Linked DNA regions of Mus musculus: region 1 is linked to region 2. Evidence: chromatin contacts called from ENCODE Hi-C or POLR2A ChIA-PET data. All regions are on one chromosome and are shown on one strand. Each heading gives the region's core, a stretch centred on a gene start or an enhancer-like site at or near the end of the contact. The rest is flanking DNA. Distances are from core to core; before and after follow the strand shown. Region 1 holds the start of Pop5 (processing of precursor 5, ribonuclease P/MRP family (S. cerevisiae)). Region 2 holds the start of Rnf10 (ring finger protein 10).

The links. A loop is a pair of places that touch in the nucleus more often than their neighbours do. ChIA-PET counts read pairs that join two places held with the same protein, here RNA polymerase II (POLR2A).
Region 1: a map of gastrocnemius shows a loop between it and region 2 (4-fold over the local background). The contact joins the promoter of Pop5 here to the promoter of Rnf10 in region 2. A Hi-C loop is called at or near these places in 6 of 37 maps with a recorded cell type or tissue (adrenal gland, gastrocnemius and heart). POLR2A ChIA-PET finds 5 or more read pairs at or near these places in 4 of 5 experiments (Patski and embryonic stem cell).

The regions. Positions count from the first base shown.
Region 1 is chr5:115,231,500-115,237,411 of GRCm38, forward strand. It overlaps Pop5 (processing of precursor 5, ribonuclease P/MRP family (S. cerevisiae)), which reads left to right and starts at 4,352. Exons shown (of 6, transcript NM_026398.4): 1 at 4,352-4,385.
Region 2 is chr5:115,270,816-115,276,701 of GRCm38, forward strand. Rnf10 (ring finger protein 10) reads right to left here and starts at 2,080. Exons shown (of 17, transcript NM_016698.2): 1 at 1,442-2,080. The coding sequence starts at 1,598.

The DNA.
Region 1 (5,912 bases), core at 3,102-5,601, 37 kb before region 2:
TCCAGTCACAGTGATGGACCTGCTTGCTCTGAACACAGCCATCACGCTGGGATAACCAGAGAGGACAGATTCCAGGGAACTTTGCAGGAGTCCAGAGCGCAGTGTGATTGACTGGCACTGGCCCTCTGGAGCAAGAATGGGACCTGCAGGCCTCCGAGGCTGATCTGAGCTTATGCAGGAAAGATGGCAGTGGTGAGCCAGGCGCGCTCTCTCAGAAGAAACTGAGACTCGGGGGAAGGAACCAGCATCACGTGTATAACTCCAGCATTTCTTTTTTGCCAGAACAGCTACATCACCTCAGTGGGCTCTGTTTTATTCCCTCGGCTGAGGCAAACATTAGGAATAATATACTTCGGGAGACCGGGTCCAGGAACTTCTTTAAACGACGAAACTATCCTATACGTGCATGTGTCCGGTCATCCGTTCAGTGTTGTAACAAAACACCACCGTGTGGTTTAAACAATGAATTTTTTTTTTTTTTTTTTTTTTTGGTTGTTCACAATCTGGCAAAACCCACAGTAGGGTTCGCTTCTTGGTTTATATACAGCTGTCTTCTTGGGGTATCCCCACATGGCAGGAAGGATGAGAGAGCTCTCTGGGGTCCCTCTCATAGGGGACATCGTTTCCATTCATGGGCATCACAGCCTCATGACTTAATTATCTCCAAGTCACCTTCAAAGTGCCCCCTCTCCTCACATCGTGGTGAGGTTAGAATTTTAACACAGGGATGGGAGGTCACACGACCACACGGTGCCTAACATCAAGAGAAACTGGCATAGGAGGTCGCACAGGAACTGAGCATAACGGCTCTTTTCGGTGATCCTCGGGAGAAGCGGAGAGATCACCCCACGTCTGAGGCGTTTCAGACCAGCCGGGATTGCACCATGAATATTACAACAAGAGTTGTAGGGCAGCCTGAGCTAGTCCCTATGAGACCCTGTTTCCAACTAAGGGGGAGACCACTGAGAGTGGCAGAGACGGATGCAGAGTTCTCAGCGTGCAGAAAGCCTGGGTTCAATCCTTAGCACCACATAAAACAAAGTGCAGTGCCATATACACTGTGATCTCTCCACTCATTGGTCAGGGCTCGACACCATCCCAGCCGCACAGAAAATGCAAGGACAGCCTGGGCTACAGGAGACTGTCTTTAAAAAAAAAAAAAATCACAGGATAAAAAGTGAATCTCTCTTCCTACTTAACACTTCTAATTTCTCTCCCCAGAGGCAGCCACCATCAACAGCTTTCTTGTGTCACCTTCTGGAAATTTCCCATGCAAATAAAGACAAGAAAGCTATGTGGATGGTAGCCCGAATCCACTATCCGCAGTGGGGTGTGTCAGAAACGGCCTTTGATCTCAGAACCCGGGAAGTTGAAGCAGGCAGGTTTCTATGAAGTTGAGGCCACCCAGGACCATGACCCAACTGTTCCCTTAAAACAAAACAAAACAAAACAAAACAAAACAAAACAAAACAAAACAAAACAAAACAAAACAAAGACCTCCACCAGAGTGTCTGGTTCAAATGCTACTCCTGAGCCCTTGCCTGTGTACCTGGGGCAAGCAAATATTTGTAATACAGCACAAATAACACCAAGCACACATCTTATAAGGCTGTGACTCGTGCACGCTCACACACACACACACACACACACACATACACACGCACACACGCACGCACACTTCTGCAGAGTTTTTCAAAGAGACACTGAGGTACCTTTTGCCAGGTCAAATAAAGGTCATCTTTGTTCACCTTGTCCTTGAAGAAAGGAGTGTGTAATTAACAATCACTGTATGGGGGTTGGAGAGACTGCTCAGCAGTTAAGAACGCCAGCTGCTTTTCTATAACTTTTTGTTTTGTTTTGTTTGTTTTTTTCCAAGACAGGGTTTCTCTGTATAGCCTGGCTATCCTGGAACTCACTCTGTAGACCAGGCTGGCCTCAAACTCAGAAATCTGCCTGCCTCTACCTCCTGAGTGCTGGGATTAAAGGTGTGCACCACCACCGCCCGGCGCCAGCTGCTTTTCTAGAGGAACCTGGTTCTCTTCCCAGCACCCACTCAGTGGCTGACCACCATCTGTAATTCCAGTTCCATGGGAACTCACGCTCTCTTCTGGCTTCCACAAGTACTGCATGCAGGCGGTACACAGATACATAAGGCGAAGAAACACACAAACACACAAAACCCAACCAAACAAAAAACCTAAACCAAAGAGTACTGTACTTGGGACTTCTTATTTGAGGAGTGAATGATCCGCAAAGCCAGTGGCCGGGAAAGATGTCCACAAGGCATCCAGAACTATGCGACAAGATTCAGGGCTCCATCTTAGGTTCAGGAGGAAATGTTCTTTAGCATTCTCCCACACAGTGGTTCCCTAGAACCCTGGCCAGGCAAATAGAAACTACAATTTGACTTAAATTGTCTCCATACCCATTTCTTCTTTTCTTTTAAACAACAGCGGGGCTGGAGAAATGGCTCAGCGCTTAAGACCATTGGCTGCGCTTCCAGAGGACGAGGGTTAAACCCCAGCGGCTCACAACTGTGCAATTCCAGTTCTAGGGGACCTGACACTCACTCAGACACACATGGAGAAGGAACACTAATGTAAATAAAAATTGTTTAAAAAAATTAAAAAACAAGGGCTGGAGCGATGGCTCAGCGGTCAAGAGCACTGACTGTTCTTCCAGAGGTCCTGAGTTCAAATCCCAGCAACCACATGGTGGCTCACAACCATCTGTAATTCGATCTGATGCCTCTTCAGGTGTATCTGAAGACAGCTACAGTGTACTTACATATAATAAATAAATAAATCTTTGAGCCGGAGCGAGAAGGAAGCAAAGATTTAAAAAATTTTTTAAAAACAAGACATCATGTATATTTAAGAGGCATTTAACTATACAAATTATTTTAATGACTTAAAAAAATAAAAACAAACAAACAATCCAAAGGGAAAAAGAAACAAGTAACTAGGCTTAAGGATAGACTTAGAGGCGCACAGGGTAGTGGCTGCTTAAGGATAGACTTAGAGGCACACAAGGCACACAGTGGCTGCTGGGAAAACAGCCACGCAGGTTCAAGTGTCCTGGGCCAGCATCCTGTGTGGCTGCAGCATCTAGACTCTTTAAAAGAGACTCCCGCGATGCCAATGTGCCTGAGAAAGCATCAGGGCTGGGGGTGTATCTTGGCAGCAGAACCCTTGCCTAAGCACCCACAACATATTCCCCAGGACCTCAAAATAAAAGCACCCTAAAACTGGGCCTAGTAGTTCATGCCTTTCATCCCAGCCCCCCAGGAGGCAGAGATGGGTGGACCTTCCATGAGTTTTAAGGATAACAGGATCTACATAATGCCACACACACCTCCTGCCTCCTGCCGCTCCCATGTAATTAAATTTATTTAGGAGGAGGCACGTGTACACATACGGAGGTCGGAGAACACCTTTCTAGGGCTTCCTATGCCAGTCCCTGAGATCCAACTCAGATCTTGATCAGGGCTTGACCGCAAGCTCCCTTCCCCATCGTCTCACCTGACCCCTGATTGATCATTTTAGCAACTATCCCAACCTCTTCTTAGACAGTTATCTAAACTTTTAGTCTGATAACGGTTTCGTTAGTTGTTTCAAAGTAGGTTTTTGGAAGGCGTAGCCGGAGCTAACCTTTTGGGCCAGCAACGTAGCAGTGGGGGCCGACAAACCCAAAGTGTGGGGGGGGACCCCCAAACGCCCACTCACCCTGATCCGGCCCACGCACACCTGACCATCTGACCTGGGCTAGGCCCAGTCTTTCCATAACCACGGTAATAAATAGTAAGCGAAACCACCCCAGGATACAGGATGAGGGCGGTGGGTGATGAATGGGCTCGACGACGCACAGGTTTGGGCTCAGCGGGGATTAGGCTCCATCCCCGCGTGAGTCATGCCTGCGTAGGTCCGCCTCTCTAAGCCTCAGCCCCTTCCTCCGCCTGACGCCGGCCCACGACTCCCGCCCCCGCGCGGCGGGGACCCGGGTGATTGCAAACAGCCGCCGGCCTCATTAGGAGACGTGTAATTAGCGGCTGGCGGAGCCGAGGGCGGGGGCTAATTACCACCGGGAGAGGCTGCGACGACACGTCGCCGCCGCCGGCCCACCGGGAGGCGTCTGGCCCGCACTTCCCGGCTGGCCCGGATCAGGGTGCTTCCTCTGGGTGACAGCCGCTCGCCGTTGTTTGTTTATTAGGCACCCGCCCTCCCGTGCCGGTGCAATCCCACCTACACCTCCATCCTAATAATTCTTAATAATCGGAACTAGAAGGGGAAGCTCTGCTTTGGAGACGCGGTGTGGTCCCTGACAGCACCGGGCCGGAGGACGAAGACCGGGGATCCGAACCCACGCCTGTGGCTACGTTACAGCAGGTGGGCAGTGAGCATCGGAGTGGATCCGAGCAGGGAGTTTGGAGACCAATGCTTTCAAGGTTAAATTCTGGGCCTGGGCCCGGACCGCATCTATAAAATGGTCTCAGGGTTAGGATAAAGGCACTGGTGCTATTTTTAGAGAGTGGGGAGTGTGGCGAGCTACACAGTGGGCCTCTGGCACCCCCTACCGGCCGCTGGCTGTGGACGATGATTGCCTCTTGATTGCAATAGTGAATGGCAGTCTGCGAAGGGACATCTGTGGTCCCCTAAAGCTGTGGCTAAGAGAAGACTGAAAACTGATTTCGGATCTTGTAAATAGTCAGCTGTGAAATATAAGTCTTGCTTTACGTTACCACACCTGGCCAGGCGAGGCCATGACAGCTGTACACATAACGGAGGTCCTGAGAACCAACTTCCCAAAGTCGTCCTCTGATCGCCACCTCCGGCCGTGGCAAATACGCACCTCCACATTTCTACAACAAATAAATAAATCTAATTTTCAAAAATGACCCTGCTACAAAGCCAGGCACCAAGAAACCCAGGATAACAAGAAAATCTGTAGACAATGTGTATTAAGGCAATGCTGACCGACTTAGTGGTGCACTTAAAACATGCAATACCGAGCACGTGAGGAATGTCTGTAGCAGCACCGGCGACAGGAAAATAGAGTCAAGCAGCGGACTTACAGGCATGTTGCATGCTTAAAACATATATGTCCAGGCCAAGGCCTGGCAAAACCTATCTCTCCAGAAATGGGGATGATGGCTCCTTCCCACTAAAGGTTTTGGCAAGGGCCTGGGAATTTGGGGAGCACTGAACCTTATCTACATCTTAATAGGGTGGCAGTCACACAAATCCACCTCACTGAGTCACACCATTAAGAATATGCACTTAGGGCTGGTGAGATGGCTCAGTAGGTAGGAGCACCTGACTGCTCTTCTGAAGGTCCGGAGTTCAAATCCCAGCAACCACATGGTGGCTCACAACCATCCGTAATGAGATCTGACTCCATCTTCTGGATTGTCTGAAGACAGCTACACTTACATATAATAATAAATAAATCTTTAAAAAAATATGGACTTAGGGGCTGGAGTGAAGGCTCTTCTGAAGGTCCTGGGTTCAAATCCCACGTGGTGGCTCACAACCATCTGTAATGAGATCTGATGTTCTCTTCTGGTGTGTCTGAAGAAAGCTATAGTGTACTTAGATATAATAATAAATTTTAAAAAAGAATATGCACTTAACATGCAAGATAAATGAAGTGTAGCACACCCCTGTAGTCCTAGTCCTTAGGAGGCTGAGGCAGGATTGCTTTGGGCTCCAAGCTAGCCTTAGGTAGATAGAGTGGGACCCTGTTTTTTTTTTTTTTTTTTTTTTTTGTTTGTTTGTTTTTTAAATGCTGGGCAGTGGTGGCGCAGGCCTTTAATCCCAGCACTCGGGAGGCAGAAGCAGGCGGATTTCTGAGTTCAAGGCCAGCCTGGTCTACAGAGTGAGTTCCAGGACAGCCCGGGCTACAGAAAGAAACGC
Region 2 (5,886 bases), core at 830-3,329:
TTTGCACTAAATACATCCAGTGATGTTTGGCACTGGAAAACTACGGGGTGTGCTCTTCCAGGAGACCCCCTCTCCCACTCCCAGTGTTACTAAGTCTCCTGGAGTTCTTTGTGTAGGGTTCAGGTTCCTAGGCTCCTCCCCACGCTCAGGTTCACTGGTGGATATGCATAGAACTCATACACATGCTTGCTGACATGTATATGCACATGCATACAGATGTGTGAAAGAAGGACATGAAGGAGATTAGCGGAAGGTTACACAGGAAGCTTTGGAGGGAGGAAAGAGAAGGAGAAACATTGTAATTAAACCACAATCTGAAACTTGGCTGTGTCTGAGATTTTGGAGGTGCTTGAGAAGCAGAGGCAGGTGGATCTCTGAGTTCAAGGCCAGCCTGGTCTATAGAGTGAGTTTCAGGACAGGCAAGGATGCAAAGAGAAACTTGTCTCGAAAAACCAAAAGACTGATTGAAAAAAAAATTACTATCTCAAAAATACTGCCAACATGGTAAAAGTTTAAAAGAGATTTGTACACAGCTCTGACACAAGATGGAGAATGCTGGACTCGGGATTCTGCCATCTCCTAATCCACAGCCTAGTTTATTCTCTGCGGTGGAATAACTCCTGGCTAGACAGGTTAAACGATTAGAGTAGTGCTATCACACCTAAAAGCCTACCCGTGTGCTTTGTGCATAATCAGTAAGTAGTATTATTATATTATTATAATAATATCATTATTATTATGTTATAGTAATACTAAGAAGCCTGACTACACACATCACTCTCTCTCTCACACACACACACACACACACACACACACACACCATGAAAGCCAAGCCCATATAACCTACCGCACACAAACAGGCATAATATTTAGGCAAAAAGTTGTCAAGTACTCTAAGCGCTTAGCCCATTTACTTAATAGTGTGTATTAGCAAACTCAAGGACTGAACCTAAATGAACTGAATGCAGGGTCTGCATGCTTTACTATCACGCCGAGCAACGCCATCCCAACATGAGTCCTCTTAAACAGAGGAGCAGACCCGGTGCCAGATTTAAGTCTGAAAATCCTCGGGCCTCACCCTCTCTTATTCAAACTTGAATGCCACCCAAAGCTAATCCGACACTAGAAGAGAAAACAAAGTCAATTGTTTTAGAGCCTGGACCGACGGTGAGTCACACAAAGCCAGGTCTTGAGGCCTTCTGTGAGGTGCTTGCCACCTGGATGACCTTAACCCTTTCCAAAATCTCAGATCCCTCATCTGCAAAATGGGGCTAAGAATAGCGCCTACTTCAGCCAGCTGTTTTGAATATGAATGCAAGGGCCCAAATTAACCACGCAGCGCAGATCGGCTTAACCGTAAATACTGGATGTCAGTGCAAGCGGAAGGTGGGTCGTTTGTCCCTCCTCCCCCAAGTGACCCGGCAGACCCGCCGGCTCTTACCACTCTTGGGTTTAGACTCGCCGGCCGGCCCCGCCGAGGCGGAGCGGGGCGGCTGTTGCCCTTTGCTGCTGCCCGAGGAGGCGGAGGAGCTGTTGGAGCCGCTGTTCTTGTCCATGTCGGAGGCGGTGGCGGCGGCGCTGGGGGAGCTCTGCGGCATCAAAGGGGGCCTCGGCGGCGACGGCGGTCGGAGCGGAGCGGGCGCGGCGGGGACCCAGGCTCATGGCGTTCAGGGCCGGCGGGGGTCGGCGGCGGCAGCGGTTCTCGGCCTTCATGGCGACATTTTTCCTTGTTTCCTTCCTCAGCTTCTCAAAATGGAAGGAGAAGCGGCAAGGTGGGGTTGTGGGGCCCAGAGGCGGCGGTGACCGAAGAGGAGGACGAGGACGAGGAGGAGGAGGAGGAGGAGGCCGGGGCTCGGAGGTCCGGGCCGGGCCTGGCGGGGCAGAGGCTGCGGGGGAAAGGGAGGCGCGGGAGGGTCGCGAGCCCCGCCGGCCGGCCGGACACGCTCTCCCGCCGCGGGGCAGGAGAGAGGGCTGGCTGTCTCGGTGCCGGGGACCGGGGTCTCCGACACAGCGACCGACACTCGCCTCTGGGCCGAGGCCGAGCTGCTCCGGGAATGGCGACGAGTCGCCAAACAGCATCTCCAAGAACCCGGATGGACTATTTATATAGTTGCCAGGCGGGCGTGGTGCATTCTGGGAAGTGTAGTCTTTTACCTACATCCGGGTCCTAGGGGAGGGACCGCTTGTGCCTGCCAATGCTTTTTTTCTCTCTTCCCTGTTCGAGGTTTCTTTTCCTTCCCGCCTCCCTAGCGGGTTCCTTCTTTTTGAGACAATGTTTCATTTTGTAGTCCTAACGGGACCTGAACTCTTTGTGTGCAACAGTCTGGCTTCCAATTCACAGATATTCCTCGCCAGTGCTTGGATTTTTTTCTTTTTTTAAAAAAAAGATGTGTGGGTGTCTGGCCTCCTACAATACCAAGCAAACACGTGGTATACAGACATACTCATATAGACAAAACACCCATACACAAAATTTTTTAGAAAACCAAGTGGAGTGTGATGGCCCACCTGCAATTCCGGTGCACCGGAGACAAGAGATCTGGAAATTCCCAGAACAAACTGGCTAGCCAGACTAGCTCAAATGGTGAGTCTACCTAGCCATTCTGTGAAGAATGTGGAGAGTCTTGGAGGAAAACACTCAATGGCAGCCTCAGAACTCCATGTACACCTGTGCATACGTGTAAGATTTTTCATACACGTATGCATGCCACATTCATATATAAAGATCGGTAAGAAGCAACATTCGAAACACCAACAAAGAGAAACAACATAGTACAGTTAAGTAAGGAGATGCTAATCAAACACGTTTCAATAGAAAAGCATCCCAGCTTGAGAGGGATAAAAGAGGACTTCTTAGAAATGCTGTGTCATGTGACACACACAGGACGAATGGAATTTGGGGGGGGGGGGCTGTTAGGGATCAAATCCAGAGCTCCATGCTCACAATCTAGTTTTCTACCTCTAAGCTACTACCTCATCTAGCCGATGAGTGGAATTTTAGCAATCGTGTATGTAGGAGAACTAGAGTGGCTCATGCCTGTATCACTAATACTCAAGAAGCAGAGACAGAAGACGGATGCCAGTGGTGCACATCTTTAATCTCAGCACTCAGGAGGCAGATGCAGGTGGATCTCTGAGTTCAAGGCCAGCCTGGTCTACAGAGCAAGTTTCAGGTCAGCTGGGGCTACACAGAAAAACCTTGTCTCAAAAAAATAAATAAATAAACAGAGACAGGAAGTGCAGAGTGTAAGGCTAGCATGTGCTACATAGTGAGACCATGTTCCTTATAAGAGAGAAAAAGAATAAAAGCAGACAGTGTAGTGTAGTCACAGGGCCCTTGCATGGGCAAAGTTCTGATTTGATCCTCAGTATCATAAATGGGAAAGGAACAAGAATGTGCGGGCCAAGCCAGGCAGTGGTGGCGCACACCTTTAATCCCAGCACTTGGGAGGCAGAGGCAGGGCAAAAAAGAAAGAAAAGAAAAGAAAAAAAGAAAGAAAGAAAAATGAAAAAAGCAGGAGTCAGACTCTTATTTGGTTCCTTATTATCATATAGTATATGAGATATTATTTAGTATGGAAGGAATCAGTTTAAAATGACATGGAGATCCATAGAACTATAACTTGGGGGGGAGGGGTTTGCTAGAGAGATGGCTCGGAGGTTAAGAGCACTGAATGCTTTTCCAGAGGTCCTAAACTCAATTCCAAATCACAAACATGGTGGCTCACAACCATCTGTAAGGTGATCCACTGCCCTCTTCTGGTGTGTCTGAAGATAGCTACAGTGTACTCACATATATAAAATAAATAAATCCATTTTTAAAAAGGAACTATAATTTTTCAGTTTTTTGGTTGTTATTTTATTTTTGTGTTTACACATGTTTTACCAGCTAGTATGTCTGTGCCATGTGTCTCTAGATACCAGAAGAGAGGATTGTATACCCCAGCACTGGAATTAAAGCACCATATAGGCTCTGGGAATCAAACCCAGGTCCTCTGGAAGAGTAGCTAGTGTTCTTAATTGCTGAGCTATCTCACCTGAAAGGACTCTGGCTAGCCTGAGTGTGGTGAGCATGGCTCTGGCAAGCCCTGCCTTCTCTCCCTATTCCTTCTGCCTTTCTAAAAACCATGAAATTATCTTCCTAAAGCTAGCCCCCAAGGTCTGTTTCCTTATTTGGCCACATCCTGCTCCTGAGGCTGACTACCAAGGTCCAGCTATCAAAGTATTGAAGTGAAGAAATCAGAAGCCTCCTTTGGCTCAGCTAATTAACATGCCCACGCCCACTTAAAGTTAAAGGCCTCATCCTAACATGGGGTTTTCCCTTTTACCTTTATAAACTGCTATTTTCTTTTTCTTTTCTTTTTCTTTTTTATTTTTACTTTTTTTTTTTTTTTTTTTTTTTTTGGGTTTTCGACCTAGGGTTTCTTTGTGTAGCCCTGGCTGGCCTGGAACTCACTCTGTAGACCTGGCTGGCCTCAAACTCAGAAATCTGCTTGCCTCTGCCTCCCAAGTGCTGGGATTAAGGCCTGTGCCATCACTGCCAGGCATCTGCTATTTTCCTATGAGCCATGTCTGTCTCCTCTCTATCCAGAGGCAAGGCTTCTTCCTATGGGACAAATGCCCCTCCCCCTCTTTCCTGTTCCCTTCATCTTCTCCCTCTTCCTCTATCTCCTTCCTATCTTTGTCCCTTATCCCTGCCCTCTCTCCCTCTGGAGGAAATAATCTCCTTTGAAAATTGAGAACTTGGTCTTGGGGGTCCTGAGTGATACTTTTCCTTTCATCACTGGCCCCAAGGAGTTTGTTTTTGTTTGTTTTTGACAGGATCTCACTTTTTAGTCCTGGGTGACCTGGAACTCTCTATAGAACCAGTCTAATCTCAGACTTACAAAGATCCACCTGCTTGTGTCTCCTGAATATGCTGTAATTAATGGTGTATACCGCTATAACCAGTAAAAACTTTTTTTATTGTTGCATTTATTTTTTGTTTGTTTCCTCTCTCTCTCTCTCTCTCTCTCTCTCTCTCTCTCTCTCTCTCTCTCTCTCTCTCGTGTGTTTGTGTGTGCGCGTGTGCGTGTGCGCGCGCGCGCACGCGCATATGGGAAGAGTATATACCATGGTTCACATGTACAGTAAGAGGATAACTTGTGGAAGTCAGTTCTCTCCTACCAGGATGAAATTCAGGTTGTTTCAGGTTGGCAGGAAACACTCAGAGCTATCACACGGCGGCCTACAAGTATCCTTTAAAAAGATTCCCCTGTAACGAGGCTGGAGAGAAGCGCAGTGGTCAAGAGCGCTTGTTCCTTTGGCTGTCGGGATTTGGTTACCAGCATCCTCTTCGGGTGGCTCACAACCACTCCTAGTTCCAGTTTCAGGTGTCTGGCGCCCCCTTCTGGCCTCCGAGGGCACCAGATACGCATGGAATCATTTAGCATACATGCAGGCCAAACACTCATACACTAAACTAAAAGTAAACACCCTGGCTGCTGTGCGGGAGCACGCCTTTAATCCCAGCACTAAGGAGGCAGAGATAGGTGGATCTGGATCTCTGAGTTCGAAGCCACCCTGGGTTCCACGACAGCCAGGGATACCCAGAGAAACCCCTGCCTGGAAGAGACACAAAACAAAACAAAACAAAACAAAACAAAACAAAACAAAACGGACAAGGAAGTTGTAGAGGGCACTTCAGGGGGAAAGTTTTTTTGTTTTTTGGATTTTTATTTTATTTGTTGTTGGTTTGGTTCTTTTGGTATTTTTTTTTCTGAGACAGCGTGTCTGCTATGAAGCTCTGACTGTCCTGGAACTCACTCTGTAGATCAGGTTGGCGCCATACGCCACCTGTCTCTGCCTTCTGAGTGCTGGGATCGAAGGTGTGCACCACCACCAAAG